Regions from separate parts of the Homo sapiens genome. Here region 1 is linked to region 2. A link is an interaction called in ENCODE POLR2A ChIA-PET data of the cell type or tissue named here. Cell type or tissue: MCF 10A. All regions are shown on one strand. Each heading gives the region's core, and the rest is flanking DNA. Links, peaks and the distances in the headings are about the cores only. Region 1 has its middle 150 kb from the start of HACE1. Region 2 has its middle 230 kb from the start of HACE1.

What was found. Peaks named below come from ENCODE experiments on the same cell type or tissue, not always from the same donor. Only the 100,000 strongest peaks of a DNase experiment are listed, where the experiment ranks them.
Region 1: POLR2A ChIA-PET joins it to region 2 with 5 read pairs; 1 of 35 experiments calls an interaction of 5 or more read pairs at or near these places.

What each region holds. Positions count from the first base shown.
Region 1 is chr6:104,709,605-104,714,009 of GRCh38, forward strand. No RefSeq gene overlaps it. Among named protein-coding and RNA genes, the nearest start is that of HACE1, 150 kb to the right of the region's middle. In MCF 10A, for the core only: no CTCF peak of the experiment used is centred there; a DNase peak (open chromatin) is centred at 1,987.
Region 2 is chr6:104,623,816-104,628,220 of GRCh38, forward strand. No RefSeq gene overlaps it. Among named protein-coding and RNA genes, the nearest start is that of HACE1, 230 kb to the right of the region's middle. In MCF 10A, for the core only: no CTCF peak of the experiment used is centred there; a DNase peak (open chromatin) is centred at 1,896.

The DNA of each region.
Region 1 (4,405 bases), core at 122-4,121, 86 kb after region 2:
ATGAGGCCCTCACCAGAAGTAGATGCCAGCACTATGCTTCAGGTACAGCCTGCAGAACCTTGAGCCAAATAAACCTCTTTTCTTTGTAAATTATCCAGTCTCAGTTATTCCTTTATAGCGATGCAAATGGACTAACACAACCAACCTCATCGGCCACGAGAGAAATGCAAATCAAAACCACTGTGAGATAACATTTCATGCCCACTAGGATGGCTATAATCAAAAAGACAGATAATAATAAGTTAGCAAAAAATGTGAAGAAATTGGAACTCTCATACATGTAAAATGCTCTAGCCCTTTGGAAAACAGTTGGTCATTGCTCAAAAAAGTTAAATATAGGGTTACTACTAATATATGACCAGCAGTTACATTCTTAGGGATATACCCAAGAGAAATGAAAACAAACTTCTACAAAAAAAAATGTATATGAGTGTTCATTGCACCATTATCCGTAGTAGCCAAATAATACAAATTTTTATTAGCTGATAAGTAGATAAAATGTTCTCTAATTCATACAATTAATATATAATTATTCAGCAACAGAAATGAAGTACTGCTACATTGCTAAACATGGATGAGTTATCAGAACATTATGCTAAGTAAAAGAAACTTGTATCAAAAGGGCACATCTTATATTATTCCACTCAAATGAAATGTACACAATAAGCAAATCTATGGAGGCAGAAAGTAGATTAGTCGTTGCCTAGGACTGGGGAAAGGGGGATGGGAGTGACTACTAATGGATACCTGGGTTTCTTCTGGATGATTAAAATGTTCTAAACTTAGATAATCGTGATGGTTGCATAACTCCATGAATATACTAACAGATGGAAAGGGTAGCAATGCTCTTTGTTGTGAGGATAATGGACACCAAATTTACTACAGTTAAAATTCCGTATAACCAATGCTTTCTGTAGCCTTGGTCTATGTAAGGATTACACCCTTAGGGGATCTTATACTAAGGGGAGAGGAGCCCAACAAACCCGGCTTCTCATCTTCTCCACTTTGAGCATCCCAGTTAGCCTCTACAGTCACAGAGACCAAGAAACATAAACATAAAAGAAGGCTGTGATGAAAGTGAGGCTATGTATGAAATCTTGCTCATACTAGTTTCAAAACTCTATTTATTTGCTGATCCACCACAGATAAGTTGGTTGTCAGCTTAATGTCATCTCAGCTTCCATTTCATCTACAGCTCATGCAGGCTGGGAATGTAATTTCAGGCATTAGGCTTAAATTTCACTTAAAGTGGATGTTCCACTCAGCTTTTTAAAACAGGAATTGGATTTTAGCATACTACTATTTCATTCCCCTTGATGCTATTGTTTCTTCTGTTAAATTCCCGAGTCCATTCAGAAAGAGGAAAGAGAGAGATGCCTAGATTCCAAAATACCTTTCATTGTTCTTCCCAGAAGACAAATCTTTTCTATCCAGATTCTACTGGTGGTCAATGTTACATGAACGCAGAGCAGAGTGGTACCTCAAACATTGTTATTGACTTAGCAGTACATTGGGCACAGATCAAGTTGCTATTAAAAGCAATGTACTCCTGCCTCCTTCACATATGCCTGGGGTCACTTGTGTTTGGCACCTATGTGTCCTTATGTTATTACAAAACCATACCCTGGAGTCTTGCTAACTCAGTTTTTTTCTTCACTACATTCGATGTAATTTTCACATCAAGGTGTTTCTATAGACTAGACAGAGTTAGAGTTCAGCTTCTTCCACCCAAAGTGTTTAAATTTGACTAGACAGCAGCAATTGCTTTTTAATCTAAGCAAACTGATCTGTCAAAGACAATCAACTCAGGGAAGTTATTCCAGGAGGATCCTAATAATCCCGATGAGTCACGCTGCCCTATGTGAAACTCAGCCACTGAACTCTTGACATAGCGTGTCACAAGTACTTAGTGGAATAAGTACATACAGCTGAACTCTGTGTTGACACACACACTCTAGCCTCTCGTGCATAATGATCACTGCATTTAGTCTGGTAGAGGAGCACACTCTTGTGTGTGGTGATGTCAATTCATGTTTAATGATGTTACAGCAACTGGGCTTCAAGTTGCATAACCCACTGTCCTCACAAGCACTGATCAACAGTATGCTTGATTCTCCTAGATGAAAATAAAGGGTTGTGGTTGTTGTTTATAATGACCTCCTAGCTTTTTATTTATGTATTTATTTTGAGGCAGGGTCTCGCTCTGTTGCCCAGGCTGGAGTGCTGTGGTGCGAGCATAGTCTACTCCAGCCTCAAACTCCTGGGTTCAAGCAATCCTCCTGCCTCAGCTTCTTGTGTAGGTAAGATCACTGACATGGGCCACCACCCCTGGCTAATTTACTTATTTTTTTATAGAGACTGGGGTCTTGCTATGTTGCTGAGGCTAGTCTCAAACTCCTGGCCTCAAGTGATCCTCCTGCCTCATCCTCCCAAAATGCTGAGATTATAGATGTGAACTACCAAGCCCAGCCTCACCTCCTATCTTTTAAACAGGGTCTCCAACCTCTTAATAATACCTGTACCAATGTAGGGCTTTGCAGTTACCAAGAACTTTAAGAACTCTACCTTGTTTAATTATCACAACAACACTGAGAGGTGAGTAGATGGTTACATCATTTACATTATTAGTAAGTGACAGAACTAAGACGCAAACTTCGATCTGATGGTTTCAGGTTTTAAGGTCTTTCCAATGCTTTAAATCATATTATTAGAGTTTTTGTTCTATTGTTAGGGTTATTGGGTAGTAAGGTTTGACGTTTGTCCCCTCCAAAACACGTGCTGGAAACTTAATCACCTATGCAACAGTGTTGGGGGTTGGAGGTCTAATGTTTACGTCATGAGGGCTCTGCCTTTGTGAGTGAATTAATGCTGCAATAAAAGGGCTGTTGGCTGGGCGCGGTGGCTCACACTCATAATCCCAGCACATTGGGAGGCTAAGGCAGGTGGATCATGAGGTCAGGAGTTCGAAACCAGCCTGGCCAAGATGGTGAAATCCTGTCTGTACTAAAAATACAACAATTAGCTAGGCGCCATGGTGGGTGCCTGTAATCCCAGCTACTTGGGAGGCTGAGGAAGGAGAATTGGTTGAACCCGCGAGGCGGAGGTTGCAGTGAGCCGAGATCATGCCACTGCACTCTAGCCTGGGCGACAGAGCAAGACTCGGTCTCAAAAAAAAAAAAAAAAAGGCTTTTGAGGGTGAATTCATCCCCTTCTGCTCTTCTGCCATGTAAGGAACAGCATTTCCCCACTGGTGGAGGACACAGCATTCAAGGTGTCACCTTGGAAGCTGAGACCAGGACCTTACCAGACATCAAACTTGCCAGCTCCTTGATCTTGAGTTCCCTGCCCCTGTAACTGTGAGAAATAAATTTATATTTTTTATAAATTATCCAGACTCAGGTATTCTGTTATAGCAGCACAAAACAGGCTAGGACAATGAGGTAGGGAACAAGTAAGGGGATAGAGTGGGATAGCAGTGTTGAGAGTCCTGTGCCTGACTGGGGTCTGGTTGCTGGGGTCCCTCTGCTCCCACAGACAACCCTATCAAACATTAGATAAGGAAACGAAGACAGCAAATGGGGAAGCAGCTTGCTGAGTGGTGTCTGGTTGGGGGCAGGGTTGAAAATTCTCCCTAAGAGATGGGCTAGGTGTTATTTGAGAATGACCTCCTCTTATTAACAGTTAGAGGATTGTTTTAAGAGAAATAATAATATACACTTAGTTCAATCAAAGGGCAATGAAAGAGTAGATTGGCTCAAAGGTAACCTTGAAAGAATAATAATAATTATGTTAGCTAATATATATTGAGCACTTAATATTTTCCATAAATCTGGATGCTTTATATATATTAATTTATTAAATGCTTATCACAAGCCTATGCAGTAGGTACTATTGTTCTGCTGAGAAAACCAAGACAATTGGAGGTTGATTAACTTACCTGTGACCGCACAGCTAGTAAATATTAGAGCCAAGTTTCCGTCCTAGGCAAACTGATTAGCCAACCTGTGCTCTGATAATGATGTGATGCTAATAATGAATTTGAGATGGCTTTCTGAATTACGGGAAATTTCATTCGTTTTCTGACGATACAATAATGAATATTTTCATTTCAGGCAGTATTACAACCTAGTCCGATTGACCCTTCCACTAAAAACACCCAAAACTGATGCATAAAATTAAAAGAAAAAAACTTTTTAAGATGTGCTGATAAGCTGGCAGGAGGTAAGGAACACTGAGATGCCTAAAATTACATGAAAATGTGGACCTAGAGAGGCATGCTCAACACCAAAGTCAGTTTTCACTCTAATGATATGCACTGATCCTTGATGACCCTGGCTTTTGTTTTTTATAAGGTCATAGGATACGGGGATACAAGGCAAAGTCCAGGGCCTGCCCAAGCCGGGGA
Region 2 (4,405 bases), core at 193-4,192:
TTAGAGGCAACTTCCACAAATGACAACTCTGAACAAATCACTCCTTTGACACTAGGTTTGCAACAACCAGAAACCTTCTTTTGAGGAAAAAAGCTATTTGCAATCAATACAGGCAGTCATTTGATGCATTTGTTTGTTTGAGTTTTTTTCTTATTATTCTTTGCTTTTCTGGAAGAACCAAGTCCTCACTAAAACCGCACCTTTATCTGAAGGTATTAAACAAGCATTCACTAGTTTTGTAGTGAGAAATAACGTACACAGATATAAACATGATAGGTTCCTTAAGAATCATGTAAAGCAAACTGAAAATTGCTTCTTTATTCACAGATATCAGTATTTACTCCTGAGTTTCCATTTTCTTCCCTGCATGTTTTTACTCTGAGATATAATCTTGCTTCATCTTTTCAATGTCAATATGTCAGTCTTAGATTGAACCAACAACGATGAATATACAGCTTATTTGGTAATAAGCAGAAGGTACATGCACAGACTACAAAAATACCATGTAAATACATCTCAGGATACAGTAGCATTAAATTTCCATTTCAGCATAACTTGCAACCACACTGCATAACACTAAACAGACTGAAGTAAAATGATATTTCAGACCGGAGTTTGCTTGTGTGGCTTTTATCCTGATCAGCATCTGCACTTTTTAAATGAGAAGAGGAAAACACATAAATCATAAGATTTTTCTCCTGCTTAAATATCCCTTACTGCTATATTGCTTTCTTTTTTTTTTAATTATTATTATACTTCATGTTTTAGGACACATGTGCACAACATGCAGGTTTGTTACATATGTATACATGTGCCATGTTGGTGTGCTGCACCCACCAACTTGTCATTTAGCATTAGGTATATCTCCTAATGCTATCCCTCCCCGCCTCAACTCCCCACAACAGGCCCCGGTGTGTGATGTTCCCCTCCCTGTGTCCACGTGTTCTCATTGTTCAATTCCCACCCATGAGTGAGAACATGTGGTGTTTGGTTTTTTGTCCCTGCGATAGTTTGCTGAGAATGATGGTTTCCAGCTTCATCCATGTCCCTACAAAGGACATGAACTCATCATTTTTTATGGCTGCATAGTATTCCATGGTGTATATGTGCTATATTGCTTTCTATAACCTCAAGTGAGCTTCAAAAGTGCATTCTGCCATCAGCATCCAGTTGTACAAAGAATAGGCCATTCTAGATTGTTTTTTAATTAATTAATTTTTTTTTTTGAGACAGAGTCTCACTCTGTGGCCCAGGCTGGAGTGCAGTGGTTTAATTACAGCTCACTGCAACCTCTGCCTCTGGGTTCAAGAGATTCTCGTCCCTCAGCCTCCCAAGTAGCTGGGATTACAGGTATGTGCTATCACACCCTGCTAATTTTTGTATTTTTAGTAGAGACAGGGTTTCACCATGATGGCCAGGCTGGTCTCAAACTCCTCGCCTCAAGTGATCCACCTGCCTCAGCCTCCCAAAGTGCTGGGATTACAGGCATGAGCCACCATGCCCAGCCTAATTTTTTATTCTTTGGTAGAACACTTGCTCTCTGGACTCATAATGACCAATTTTGCCAAGATCCTAAAGGTATGGGGTCCTTCTCCTTCACAAGGTCCCTGTCGGGATTCAATGCAGCAATCTCCACAAAGAACATCACACAGCACCTAAGCACATAGCAAGCACCATTAACATATGGGAGATGGTGGATGAGACTAGAGCTGGTGGTGAAGATGGAAATGGTGGACGAAATTTGAGTGAATCTCAGTTTGGGTCTGTTAGAGCATGCTGTAATGATTAGTTCCCTTTCCTTTGCCTATCATTGCCTGCAACAGGTTTTCTATACCTAACCCCAGGGCACAACTGTAGGCAGGACATGTGTTCTCACGCCATGGAGCAGGGCAGGACCCAAAGACTGTCTGAGTCAGAGAGTATGTGTGGAATGACAGGAACGAGCTGAGGCAAGCACTCCTTGGGGAGTGTTTTCACATGGGCTTCCCAGACCAACCCCAGTCCAGCGAAAGCAGAGCACTACCCTGTATTTAGTAGTTCTAGGGACCCCAGGAATTCTGGACATGGGACAAAGCTGCAGCCGATTTCTACTCCAATTGCTGCCTCTTTGCTATCTGATGAAGGAACTCAATCAGTCTCCATGGGAAGAGCAGTCCTGATCCACTCCTAAGCCTGCGTCAGGTTCTTATATCACTTATACCTACTTTTCACCAAAAATGACACATGGCATAATTTGTGGATGTAACCTATAGATCTACTTCTTAGTCACAGAGAATAGATCACATGTCACTTTCAGCCCCCATCATTGCTGACTATGCCCCTGTGGAATATTTGGTTTCCAAAGCAGACTGTCTGTAATGAGCATTGTTTTCTTTTAAGCTGCTGCCACCACTGACTGGTGGCAAACATCTATTATTTTATATCGACTTTCATAAGTACAGATTCTCATAAGTACATCAAGAATCAGGCATTTTAGCACTTACTATGTGTCATGCCTATGTCAGGTGCTCGAGACCACAAAATAAGTGGCCCATCTCCAAGGTAAAGGATCAGCAATCTAGTAGGGAAGACAGATACAACTTGATTGACATGATATGAAATTATAACATGATGTGGAAGGGCTAAAATGAGGGCATGAACAAATTGTGAAAATACAGAGCTGGATATAATTAATTTCTGCCATTTTCTGTCTGAGGTGGTTTATAAAATCTCCACAGAATTTGTTGCAAACACAATAAAAATTAGATAGCCTTTCGATGAACTACATCCTTCTGGCATTTTGTCCTTATCCTTTGACCTCATTTCAATTGCCTCCCGGTTCCCACACTGTATTATTAATGGAAATGTTTCCCATCATTATCCAGCAAGATTGTTACATAGACATTTCTGTTCTGGAAGATGCTTGAGAACTTCTTTAGCTGATAAAATAATTAACCTTTTGGACTACTATGGCCACTTACTGCTAGGCACAACTCTCAGGGATTCTGACTACAGTACTTAGAAAATATAGAGCATCTGTTTTGCATGTGTATGTAGTATGTATAGCCTACCAAATAACTACTCATAAAAATAAAATTTTACTATCGTTAAAGGATTAAATAATGATCATCCACATAATCATGTATCTATAACAGTCAAGTCTCAATTTCGGGGGCTCCTAAAGAACAGAAATTTTACAAAAAATCACTGGGGCCCAAGGCCAACACTACAGGAACAAAGGAGGCTGCCATCTGCATATGATCACTTGAGGATTGCAGAAGAACTATCTGCCCCCCATTTTTTTTCCTCAATGACCAGACCACTTGGTTATTAGCAGAAATGTGAAAACAATGCCCTCCGACATACTGCAACTGAGAAAGAAATGAATCAAATTTTAAAATGCAAGAATCAGGGGACTTGTGAATATAAACAGACTGGACTCAGACTCTGGGTCCTATGGAAAGATGCCCCTCTTTTCCCTTATTTTTCTCCATATTGTAAAGAACAGAATCCAATGGCTTTGCCCATGCAGTCAAGGTCCTCCATCATCTAGTCCCAATCCATATCCCACCTTCCCCATAACAAAGACTTTACCCCAACCAGACTAGCATAATCATTGTCCTCAGTTCATGCTTTCTTCTTTCCCCTCAGGTGGAGATAGGGCCAGGCAGAAGTTTTGCTGGAGAATCAGTTCTGTTTCAGAATCAGCTCCATTACTCAAGGGATGTCTCTGCACCATTACTGTGAGCCCCAGATGCTCAAATCATATTGTAGATAATCAAATTAGCAACTCGGCCAAAGAGTAGTCTCAGAAAGAAACATCTAGAAATAGACACCCAACACCAGTTACTGAGCTAAACAACGAATAGCCTATCTGAGGGATATAGATTCTGTGCCCTCAAAGGCATTACAGACTGGCTCAGGCTTTAATCTGAAAATGGTGTGTTTTAACCAAAGATCAGCATAACAAAATTTTCATTACCAAATGAAAGATAAGGGCATCATACAATAATGATAGTTGATATTTATTGTGCACCTACAGAATACCAGGTGCTATTTGAAATCCTTTATATTTATTAATCTATTTAATCCTCACAGTATCCCTCGGAGGTAGCTAATGGTTGTTATGCTCACATTATAGGCAAGGAAATAAGGTCAGAGTTTGAGTAACTTGCTCAAATTCACACAATGCCTAGGTGGCAGAACCAGGCTATCTAATTCTAGAATCCATGCTTTTACTCAGTTGCCAGTTAAGGAAATATCAGACTATAGGTAGAATTATATACATGAAATGGATCTTAATGCTTCAGGTTTTCCTGGAAAAAAAATATTTGCTGATTAAAAGTCAAGAAAAGGGATATGCTTGTTATTTTCTATTAATATAATTGCTGAATTATTTGCTTTATGTAAGCAAAAAGCAAAAAAT